Linked DNA regions of Homo sapiens: all the other regions are linked to region 3. Evidence: chromatin contacts called from ENCODE Hi-C or POLR2A ChIA-PET data. All regions are on one chromosome and are shown on one strand. Each heading gives the region's core, a stretch centred on a gene start or an enhancer-like site at or near the end of the contact. The rest is flanking DNA. Distances are from core to core; before and after follow the strand shown. Region 1 holds the start of LINC02939 (long intergenic non-protein coding RNA 2939). Region 2 holds the start of RTL6 (retrotransposon Gag like 6). Region 3 holds the start of NUP50-DT (NUP50 divergent transcript).

Region 1 (3,386 bases), core at 247-2,746, 910 kb after region 3:
TTTTCCCATAGAAAAAAAAATAATAAAGCTATCCCTAAAGTTCTTTCAGCTTCTAAAAAGAAGATGCTGTAGTAAGATTCCAGTCCCCACCGCCCCAACTCCCAGGAAAGCAATTGGGAAGGTTTCTTAACATACCCTGAGTTCTTCCTTCCCTCCCCCCAAATTCCGTGTGTCATGGGGTGGAGGCAGTGGTGTGTTTATCAGGGTGGCTGGCACAATTCACAGCCACAATCATGGGGGTCTAGCGAGCTGTGGAAGGCAGCTCAGTGGGCAGCGAGGCCCTGGCAGAGTTGCCCGGCTGCCCCAGCCCAGCGTTGCCCTCCTGGGCAGTCTAATCCAATGTGAAATGAAGTTTCCTGGGAAGCAGGGCACACGAGGAACTTTTGAATTTACCAATGGCATAAAAAGTATATATATTTTTATGACAACGGGCAAGTTTCAATTGGTTGGCAGAAATGGCGAGATGTGACGTCAAGGGACACTGGTTAGAATGCCAAGGCCGGCGGCGGGGGGTTGGGGGGAGACAGGCACAGACAGACATTGGGTTGGGACCCGGGAGGCCTTGTTTCTCTCGGGCCCTGGCCGCCAAAGGGCCGTCGCAGGCGTCTGGGGACATCAGCTCCATGCGGCTCTGGGCCAGGGCATGCTCGGGCAGGGGGACGGGGTCTGCGAATAGTGACTCTGTGTCCGCGTGCGTCCCCGAGAGCCGGAGGCCCAGGCCGGCCCCTCTGCGGTTTGGGAACCACTCAGGCGCCTCTGTGGAGCGGGCGGGAAAAGACGCCGCGGCCTCCTTGGCATTCTAACCCGTGTCCGGACCCTAGAGGCCGGCCGGTCTCAACCACCGGGAGGGCCTGGGAGGGAACCGTGTGGCCCGGGGCCAGCAGTGTCGCCATCGGGCTCCGAGAGAGCAAAGCTGTGGCCTTGAACTTCTCCCCGAAGCTCCTGTGCCCTGAGTCGGGGAAGCAGGAAGTTGTTGCCACCGGGAAGGAAGAGAGCGCGCTCGGAGCTGGGCAGCGGCTCCAGGCACCGCGCCCCTGCCCATCCCACGCCTCCCCGGGCACCGTGAACCACCCCCCAACCCAACTCCTCCAGGCACCTTGCGCGCCCCTCTTACATCTCCCGGCACTGTGCGCTGACCCCTGCCTCCGCCGGCCGGCTCCCGTGTGCCGAGTCCGGACTCCCACCCCTCTGGGCACCCCTTGCTCCGCGGGGCCGGCGGTGTCCTGGAAGCCGCCGCGGGGTTGCCCGTGCGCGCGCTCCGCCCTGGGGGAAGCCCGCTGCCACCGTCGGCCCCGAGCGCTGTCCCGGGGCCGCGTCGAGAGCTCCGCAGCGCACACTGTTCCCCGCGGGGACGAGCCTGGAGAGCCTGACCGCTGTCCGCGGCGCGCTCGGGGCTGCGGGCACCAGGTTGCGGGGACTGCAGGGACCGTCGGTCAGCCAGGGGTCCCAGAGCCGGGCCCGAGCGTGCGCGCGCGTCCCGCTGCCCGCAATCATGGCAGCCGGCGCCTTGGAGCGCAGCCGCCGAGCGCGCCCCAGCAGCCGCCTCGGTGCCAGGGCGGCGGGGGCGGGCCGGGCCGGGAGCTCGCGCCCGCCCGCCCGCCTCGGCCGCGCGGGCCCCGGGGCGCGAAACGGAAGGCCGCTGGGTCTCCGCGACGCGGTGCCCTTGCCCGGGGCGGGCGGCGGGAGGGGCCGCGGGGCGGGGGCGCGCTGGAGGGGAGCGCCCGGGGCGGCGTGCCCGCGGGGACGCGCACGCGGGGCTGCGGGGCGAGGCGCGGGGCCCGGGCGGCGAATCCGCTGCTCGCACCGCCCGCCCCGCCCGCGCGCGCCGTCCCGGGGTGGGGGGCGGTGGAAGGGGGAACCCAGGAGGGGCGGCGCCCGGTCTTCACCCGCAGCGGGCACGGCGGGGGCCGCGGGGGGCCTCGTTGGTATTCCGGGCGCGGTTGCATCCGCGACCTCCCCGCAGAACAGGGGTGCCCGGGCGCGCGGGCACCGCCGCCGCTCTCGGGCGGTCTCCGCGGGCTGCGGGGCCCGCAGGCGCCTTGCTTTCCCCGTCCCCTCCTCCCTGGGTTCCCCGTACTCCCTCCCCCGCTCCGATCCGGCGGCGAAGGGGTGGGCAGGGAAACGCGCTCTCTGGGACAGGTGCCAACTCCGAGACAAAAGACATAAAATAGGCGGCAACGGGGGAAGCGCGGCCGGCGCGCTCGGGCGGGGACGGCGGCGCCGCGGGGGCCGCATCCTCGGTGCCGACCCGGGAAAGTTTGGGAAGTCGCCGCAGCGGCTTCGCAGCGGCGGGGGACGCGCGGCCCGGGTCGCCCTCCGCGCCGCGCTCGCCCTCTCCGCGCCGCTGCTGAATAATTCATGGCGCGGCCGCCGGCCATTAGCATGCACCGGGCGCGCGGCGCGTCTGTGCCAAGCCGCCGCCGCATTCGGCGCCCGGGCAGCGCCAGACGAGCGGCCGCGCGGCGGCCGGGCCCACGCTGTCCCCGCGCCCGCCCGTCCGGCGGCGCCCATTGTGCCCCGGCCCGCCCCGCCGGGCTGTCCCCAAGCCCGCCTGCAACCCACCGCCCGCCCGACGGCCCGGCCCTGCAAGTCCTGGCTCGCGACGCCCGCCCCGGAATGCACGTGAACTTGGAGAAAGTCGCGGGGCGCGCCGGCCGGGCTCTCCGCGGCAGGGCGTGGGCGTCCCGGGGCCGGCGCGCTTTCGTTTTCGTCTGGGACAAAGGTCCCTTGCGGCGCGCGGACGCCGTGACCGGGTCCTGCGGGCCACTCTGTGGCGCAGTCGGGTCGCTAAGCGCAGGGAAGCCGGAGCCCGAAGGCAAGGAGAGACGCGGCGCGGGGCCGGGGAAGTGGGGCCTGGGCCGTGCGCTTCGCCCGCGGCAGTCCAGAGCCGTCCCACCCTGCGAAGAGTTGCGGGAACTGGCACCGCTCTGCCGTCCGCCGCTTCGACGCGGGAAGAGGGTGAGCGTTTGGAACCCAGGACTCAGACCGCTAGCTGAGGGCCTGTGCAGCTCTGGGCACGCGAGCGCGGCGCCGGCGGCGGCCAGGCACGGTCCTCCCGCAAGGGCAGGGCTGTCGACCTGTGCGCCCCAGGTCACGATCGGGTTCACGGCGACTCCTGAGGACGGTAAGTGCATTTCTCACTTTCGCTGCTTAGTGAGTATTTAAATATTAATGAAGGGATCTCTAAGAGGGACCCTTCCGTAGGGCAGGCCTTCCACAGACCAGGGAACGCACCGAGGAGGTTGCTCTTGAACCTGAAGCCGCACCAGCTTGCAAGAACTCCACTCGGCATTAATCTGGATCTTGGAATTTGTGAAGCACAGCTTCTAATCTCAGGTGTGCAGGCTATTTGCCAGAGAGAATCTTGTTGAACACATAAAATAAGC
Region 2 (3,800 bases), core at 643-3,142, 670 kb before region 3:
AGACCCCCTCTCCAGGTACACCCATCAAGCCACCAGCCTGGCCAAACGGGCATCTTTCTGTCCAGAGCTCATCAATAGGAACTGGGCAACCAGGTGGGGAGCCGCCAGGGGAGCTTGGAGAGGGCAGAGTAGGAGCCTCCATGAACCAAGTCAGGCTGGAAGGGGTCAGCCCTCGTGGTCCGTCAGCGTGCGGCGGAGTCCCTGTGCCTAAGTAGCAGAGCGGTAGTCATTGAAACAGGCCGGGATGCCAGCAAGAGGGAGGCGAGCATGCAGTGAGCGATAGGTACAAAGCTAGCACGTAAGAGGAAGCACGGCAAGGTGGGCAACCAGGGCGCCAGGAAGGACGGAAGGAAGATCTCCTCGGGGAACACGTCTGGAGAGGCAAGAAGGGAGGTCTTCAAACAGGGGCAAAGCTGTCGTATGGGCATTTCTTCTACACAGCAAAGAGCGTATGCTACCTGGGTGGCTGCAGACGCTACCAAGTGCTGGCGGATTCTTAAAGATTCCGTGCTCGGGCAGGCAGGGCTGGCGCTGGACTAGTCCCGTTGGAAGCTGGATGCACTGGGCAAGGCCCCGTGCCCGCAGAGGCCAGCTGGCGGCAGAGCATCTGCCTCTCTCGCACAGCCCTATTAGAGGCAGAAGTCTTCCTGATTTGGGCGCGCCGCGCATGCCGGAGCGGAGACTTGTAGGTTCTCCGCAACTCTGCCAGGAACCCCTGATAGTTGTTGCGCAAGGGGCTGTCAGGTTGCATGTGGGGGATAGCCCACTTCTCCGCCTCCCCAGTCAGTCGAGACACAAGGAAGGCCACACGCTCGGCCTCACCCGGGAAGCGGGAGGCCTGGAAGATCATGAATCTGTCCATCTGCATCAGGAACCCCGCCAACCGGCCTGGGTCCCCGGAAAAGGGCTCGGGCAGAGAGGTTGGAGGTGTGGTCATGGGTCGAGTCCCGTTTGAAGTAATTGAGGAGATGGGCGGGGTGATCTGCAGAGCCCCCGGGATCCGCGCCCTGGTGCGTAACAAGGTCAGCTCTGCCATCACGCTCTCCAGCATGTTGGTGAGATTGGCCTTCTCCGCCCGCAGGGTGGAAGCCTCCCGCCTCAGCGCCGAGTTGGTGAGGCGCAGGGAGGTCAGGGTGTCAATAACGTCATCCATCTGGGCATTCGGAGACGCTGCCAAGGCTGGGCTTTCAGCTTTGGACGTCTGCGGCTGCACCATGCTGGCCAGAGGTCAGCCACACGCTGAGATCCGCGGGTGGACCAAGAGGGTGTGGTGACCAGGTGGGCCCCTGTAGAAATGGGGGCAGTGTGGGGTGCACGACGGCAGGGCGCTGCGAGACCCCCAAGCCGAGGGCCCGAGAGAGGGGCACGCGGTGCCAGGCCCTAGGGACTTCGGCCCCGGTCCCACGCGGCTCCTTTACTGCAGACTTCGCGGACTACGGAGCCAGACGGGTGGCTGGACCTGCTCTGGGCCCTGGAGGATTAAGAAAAGATGTTTTCAAGGTTTCAGTTGCGACTAGCGGGCAGGAGGGTGAGGGGCGGCGTGGAGGGCCCGCGCGTGGGTGGCGAGGCTGCACAAAGCCCCGCGGCGCCCGCCCCGCGCCCGCCCGGGGGAGAACAAAGGGGGCTGCTCCTTGGCGGCCGCGGGCCTGGGGGCCACCACAGTGGCGGGGCCCGGCCGGGCAGGGGGCCGGGGGCACGCGTACCTGGGGTCTCGCGGTTCCTCCGCGGCTCTGTCCGCCGCCGGCCGTGACCAAGATGGCCCGCGCGGGGGACGCGGCCAGGCCGATGAATCACCGCGCGGACCGCCGAGAACTGCTTCCCGGTCAGCGCAGCCAAGCGACGGCGCTGGCGATGGCGGCGGGCGGCCTCCGGCAGGTGCAGGGACCGGGCCAGGCCGGGGCCGGGGCAGGGGCGGGGCCGGGGTCGCGGCAGAGGGCGGGTCACCGCGCGGCCTTTGTGCGGGCGGGGCCGGCGCGGTGGCGGTGGCGGGCGGGCCTTAGGCTGGCCCCGCTGGTTGCCATGGATACCGACCGCTCCCGCGCGTGCGGAGACGACCGCTGCCCCGCCCCCGGAAGTGATGCACAAAGTCCCACCCCCCCCCACCCCCCAACTCGGGCTGCTGCCAATCGGGGAAGACTGTAGTTGCTGCGGCGTCTTCATCAGGGCGGGTACCTGGTGTTCTCCCAGTCATTCCTCCCAAGAGGGCTTGCAAGGCTCTTTCTGTGGTTGTCATTGGGTTTATTTTTTTGATGATTTACTGTTCTTCTTATTTTTTTTTTTTTTTGAGACGGAGTCTCGCTCTGTCGCCTAGGCTGGAGTGCAGTGGCGCGATCCTGAGTCACTGCAACCTCCGCCTCCCGGGTTCAAGCGATTCTTCTGCCTCAGCCACCCAAGTAACTGGGATTACAGGCGCGTGCTACCATGCCCGGCTAATTTTTGTATTTTTAGTAGAGACGGGGTTTCACCTTGTTGGCCTGGCCAGTCTCCAACTCCTGACCTCAGGGCATCCGCCTGCCTTGGCCTCCCAAAGTTCTGGGATTACAGGCGTGAGCCACTGCATCAGGCCCTTATTGTGATTTGAATATAAATTTAATGTAACAAATCTTGATGTAAGAGAAGTAAAAAAAACTTTATACTACTCAGACTCCCTCCACCTAAAGATAGCAAATAGTAATACATATATATGTAACGTAGAGATAGTAATATTTCTGTACTTCCATCCAGTCATTTTTCTATGATATGTTCTACAAAATATTTTTTACCTTATGAATATTTTGTAACCATAACAGCACATTGAATTTTGAGCATTTTCCTATTAAAGATAGTTCAGAAGCATGATTTTCAGTTATTGCCTGTGGTCCATGGAACTCCTGTACCGCAAAGTATTTAGCCATGCCCTTTTTGATAGATCCTTATCTTGTTTACCATGCTAAAGTTTTATAAACTACACTTGTATATAAATCCCCACCCTTTTCTCTGCTGGGTTCCCCAGAGTAAATACCAAGGAGTGAAGATACCTGGCTGATATGGTTTGGCTGTGTCTCCACCCAAATCTCATCTTGAGTCGTAACTCCCACAATTCCCACATCGTGGGAGGAACCTGGTGGAAGGTGATCGAATTATGTGGGCAGGTCTTTTCTGCACTCTTCTTGTGATAGTGAGTGAGTCTCAAGAGATCTGATGGTTTTAAAAAGGGAAGTTTCCGGCCGGGCACAATGGCTCACGTCTGTACTCCCAGCACTTTGGGAGGCCAAGGCGGGTGGATCACGAGGTCAGGAGATCGAGACCATCCTGGCTAACATGGTGAAACCCCGTCTCTACTAAAAATACAAAAAATTAGCCAGGCGTGGTGGTGGGCGCCTGTAGTCCCAGCTACTTGGGAGGCTGAGCCAGGAGAATGGCGTGAACCCAGGAGGCGGAGCTTGCAGTGAGCAGACATTGCACCACTGTACTCCAGCCTGGGCAACAGAGCAAAAGTCCATCTCAAAAAAAAATTAAAAAAAAAAAAAAGGGAAGTTTCCCTGCACAAGTTCTCTCTTTGCCTGCCGCCATCCATGTAAGACCTGACTTGCTCCTCCGTGCCTTTCACCTTCTGCCGTCATTGTGAGCCTCCCCACCACACAGAACTGTAAGTCCAATAAACCTCTTTCTTTTGTAAATTGCCCAGTCTCAGGTATGTCTTTATCAGCAGCGTGAAAACAGACTAATACACTGGCCAAAGGGTAAGAACTGTTTGATTCCGGGTCTGGATTCCCAGCTTGACCTAGGTGATCCTTCTGCATGGTCAGTTTCAAGCTGGC
Region 3 (3,385 bases), core at 585-3,084:
AGGCGTGAGCCACAGCGCCCGACCTGTGTGTCATTCTTTAACTCTCGTCTTCCCTTCAAAACCTAACAATATCTTAAGATCAAAAGCATTCTTCATTTAGGTTTCGCTTTAAAGATAATATAGATCTTTGCCAAAGTCAGTAAACAAAGATGAACAATCCTTGTGTCAGGCCTCTGAGCCCAAGCCAAGCCATCGCATCCCCTGTGACTTGTACGTATACGCCCAGATGGCCTGAAGTAACTGAAGAATCACAAAAGAAGTGAAAAGGCCCTGCCCCACCTTAACTGATGACATTCCACCATCGTGATTTGTTCCTGCCCAACCTTAACTAAGTGATTAACCCTGTGAATTTCCTTCTCCTGGCTCAGAAGCTCCCCCACTGAGCACCTTGTGACCCCCCACCCCTGCCCACCAGAGAACAACCCCCTTTGACTGTAATTTTCCATTACCTTCCCAAATCCTATAAAACGGCCCCACCCCTATCTCCCTTCGCTGACTGTCTTTTTGGACTCAGCCCGCCTGCACCCAGGTGAAATAAACAGCCATGTTGCTCACACAAATCCTGTTTGGTGGTCTCTTCACACGGACGCGCATGAAACCTTGGTCGTGGGCCCTCGTGGTAGAGCCCATGTCCCCCAAGATTTCTTTGGCTGTGTTACCTTAGATTTGAACAAGCACTGTACCTAAGGCGGGCGCCTTCCTCCTCCCGCTTTCAGGAATGCCCTGCTCTGCCATTCTTTTGCTTTCTCACTTCTCTAATACACTTGCTTTCACTTTAGTCCGTGGACTCGCCCCGAATTCTTTCCTACGCGACATCCAAGAAGCCTCTCGCTGGGTCTGAGTGGAGACCTCTTTCTGGTAATAAACGGACTAGGGAGATTCGACTTTGAAGGTGAAAACAAAAACCACCATCCAGTTTATAAGAAGGCGCTCGAGGCCGGGAACGGTGGCTCAGGCCTGTAATCCCAGCACTTTGGGAGGCTGAGGTGGTGGGGCGGGGGGAGGGAATCACCTGAGGTCACGAGTTCGAGACCAGCCTGACCAATATGGTGAAAACCCGTCTCTACTAAAAATATAAACATTAGCCGGGCGTGGTGGCGCACGACTGTAATCCCAACTACTCGGGAGGCTGAGGCAGGAGAATCGCTTGAATCCGGGAGGCAGAGGTTGCAGTAGGCCAAGATCGTGCCACTTCACTCCAGCCTGGGCGAACAAGTTAAACTCTCCATCTCAAAAAAAAAAAAAAAAAAAGGGCGGCACTGGAAACAGCTGGGAGTGACAGGGCCAGGGATGAGGGATCGCAAGCTGCTGGTGAGAAAGGAGCTCAGAGGCTGCCTGGCCTACGGGCCAGGAGACCTCAGCGCAAAAAGCGCAGGACTCGTTCCCCTGCTCTACAGCTGAGTGCCCAGGACGGATCTCACTGGCTGAAAAAAACAGAAGAGAAGGCACCCAATGCAAAATCAAATGTCAGCGAACGAGGGGTCCTTTAACAGGCGGCCCACACGGCCCCTCCTGGCGCCGAGACCCAGCCCCTCCGGGCCACCCCGGCCAGGTACGACCAGCAGGGTCACCTGCGCGCGTCCCCCGAGACGGGGCCTCCTGATGTGAAGCGACCCCAGTGGCACCTCACACGATTCCCGAGGGTTGCGGGCGGCCTCTCCTCAGCCCTGCAGCTCCCACACGCGGACACCGCGGGCCTCGGCCATGTCCACTGACCGACCTTCCTCGCCGGAACTCCTCGCGCATCGCCGGCCCCTCAGCGGCGACTAGCGCGCGAACATCCTGGAAGACGCGTTGCCGGCCCCACGTGAGCCGACGCCCCAAAGCGCGGCTGCTGGCGCCGGCTACGAGATCAAGGTCGGCGCGTGCGCGCTTGCGCGAGACCGGCATTCTCAGCCCCGCGCCGGTTTCCAGGGAGCTGGGCGCATGCGCCGCGTAAGGGGCCCGGCCGGCGGAAGGAGGTGCTACTGCCGGAAGCGCCGGCGCGCTTGCGCAGTAGCTGAACGCGGGCGTTTCTTTCCTCCCTTTTTTTCGAATTGGTTTTGGGGGTAGATTCGAGTTACAAAATGGCCGCCCGGAGCGTGTTCGGCGCGGTTCCCCCAGCTGTCTCTGGCTGAACCGGCGCTCTCGCCTCCCTGCCGAACACAGCGTGAGGAGCCCCCCCAGGGATATGGTGTTTGAGTCTCTGGGCTTGCCGAGCACTAAGTCCTCTGAGTTCCGCAGCGCAGCACCGGAAGCGGCCGAGCGCGCTCAGCCCGGCGACCCCTGCGGGCTCCAGACCCCTGCGCCGCTGCGCCCCGGGTTTCGCCGCAACCAAGACCCAGCGAGTGCAGCGGCGGCCGCCGAGGAGGTGAGGAGCGGCGGCGGGCGCGGGAGGAGAAGAGGCTGAGGGCGGGAGCCTGGTGCTGAGAGCCCAGGGCCGGGAGGGCGGGAGCGGGCTCGGGCCTGGGAGGGGAGTGCGAGTGCAGGGCTGGGGACTGGACCCTGGGGAGGGAGGTGCGGGTTCAGCGCCGGGGGACGGGCCCCTGGGGAGGGGTGCGGGGCCGGGGGACCAGACCCTGGGGAGGGGCTTAAGGGGCTGGAGGACGGGACCCTGGGAAGTGGGGTACAGGGCTAGAGGTCGGGACTCTAGGGAGGGAGCCTGGGTCGGGCGCACGGGCCGGGCGGGGCGCGCGGTGGGGGAGCGACGGGTGGAGGGTGGGGTGGGATGACAGCGGCGACGCAGCCCCGGCTGTTTTTGAAGCGGGGCCCGGGCCCCACCGGGCTGCGGCGTCCGACTCGAGTGAGACTCTCCCCTGCGGCCCCGCCGGAGGTAGGGGGCTGGCAGGGCTGTCCTGGCGTGGTCTTCTCCGTTTCCTTCCTAGCGATTCCTCTCGAGCTTCCTCTCCCCCTGGCCGCCCCTCGTCTCTCTTCTCTTGGGCGCATTACCTCTCTGGCCTGTCTTACTGCGTTCCCGGGTTATTCATCACCCATTTGCTCGGTTCCATTAAGAACCAGCTTGGAGATTAGGTATTTCTGTCTCCTTACTTGGCCCCCTTGTTGTTTTCCTCCAACAAGGCACTTCACTATTAAGTGTAGCCAAATCTGTGTTTTCGTTTTAAGGTGATGTTGACAAGTTGAGCTTTCCAAGGGCAGAGCTACACCAGATGCCAGAGACCACATAACTATATCAGGCACAAATAATGTTTTTTTCCAGTTTACCTAGACTTTCAGTCTCCCACCACGTTGCTTCATACCTAGAAATCATGTCTAATTTGGTTTTTTACCCACAAACGCAAACGTTTTTTAAATTCCCTTTTATTGATTGTTTGATTGAGACTGGGTCTTGCTTTGTCACCAGGCCTCAGTGTAGTGGTAGCTCACTGTGTAGCCTGAAGCTCCTGGG

What was found. A loop is a pair of places that touch in the nucleus more often than their neighbours do. ChIA-PET counts read pairs that join two places held with the same protein, here RNA polymerase II (POLR2A). Pooled maps may share reads with other maps.
Region 1: a loop to region 3 is called in a pooled map, with 8 times the contacts of the local background. The contact joins the promoter of LINC02939 here to the promoter of NUP50-DT in region 3. A Hi-C loop is called at or near these places in 5 of 50 pooled maps. POLR2A ChIA-PET finds 5 or more read pairs at or near these places in 2 of 52 experiments (H1 and MCF 10A).
Region 2: a map of ascending aorta shows a loop between it and region 3 (5-fold over the local background). The contact joins the promoter of RTL6 here to the promoter of NUP50-DT in region 3. A Hi-C loop is called at or near these places in 2 of 168 maps with a recorded cell type or tissue (CD4-positive, alpha-beta memory T cell and ascending aorta) and 10 of 50 pooled maps.

Annotation. Positions count from the first base shown.
Region 1 is chr22:46,069,525-46,072,910 of GRCh38, forward strand. LINC02939 (long intergenic non-protein coding RNA 2939) reads right to left here and starts at 1,497. Exons shown (of 2, transcript NR_148973.1): 1 at 1,115-1,497. The region is part of intron 1 of LOC124905135 (collagen alpha-1(III) chain-like); the gene reads left to right. RefSeq lists silencers at 1,139-1,918, 1,979-2,058, 2,189-2,398, 2,479-2,568, 2,739-2,818 and enhancers at 2,412-2,966, 2,967-3,386.
Region 2 is chr22:44,496,341-44,500,140 of GRCh38, forward strand. RTL6 (retrotransposon Gag like 6) reads right to left here and starts at 1,893. Exons shown (of 2, transcript NM_032287.3): 1 at 1,704-1,893; 2 at 1-1,471. The coding sequence starts at 1,216. The coding sequence ends at 497. RefSeq lists an enhancer at 1-564 and silencers at 1,824-1,953, 2,044-2,103.
Region 3 is chr22:45,161,947-45,165,331 of GRCh38, forward strand. It overlaps NUP50-DT (NUP50 divergent transcript), which reads right to left and starts at 1,835. Exons shown (of 3, transcript NR_038956.1): 1 at 1,631-1,835. NUP50 (nucleoporin 50) reads left to right here and starts at 1,979. Exons shown (of 8, transcript NM_007172.4): 1 at 1,979-2,350. RefSeq lists silencers at 1,491-1,540, 2,311-2,540, 2,571-2,750 and an enhancer at 1,908-2,430.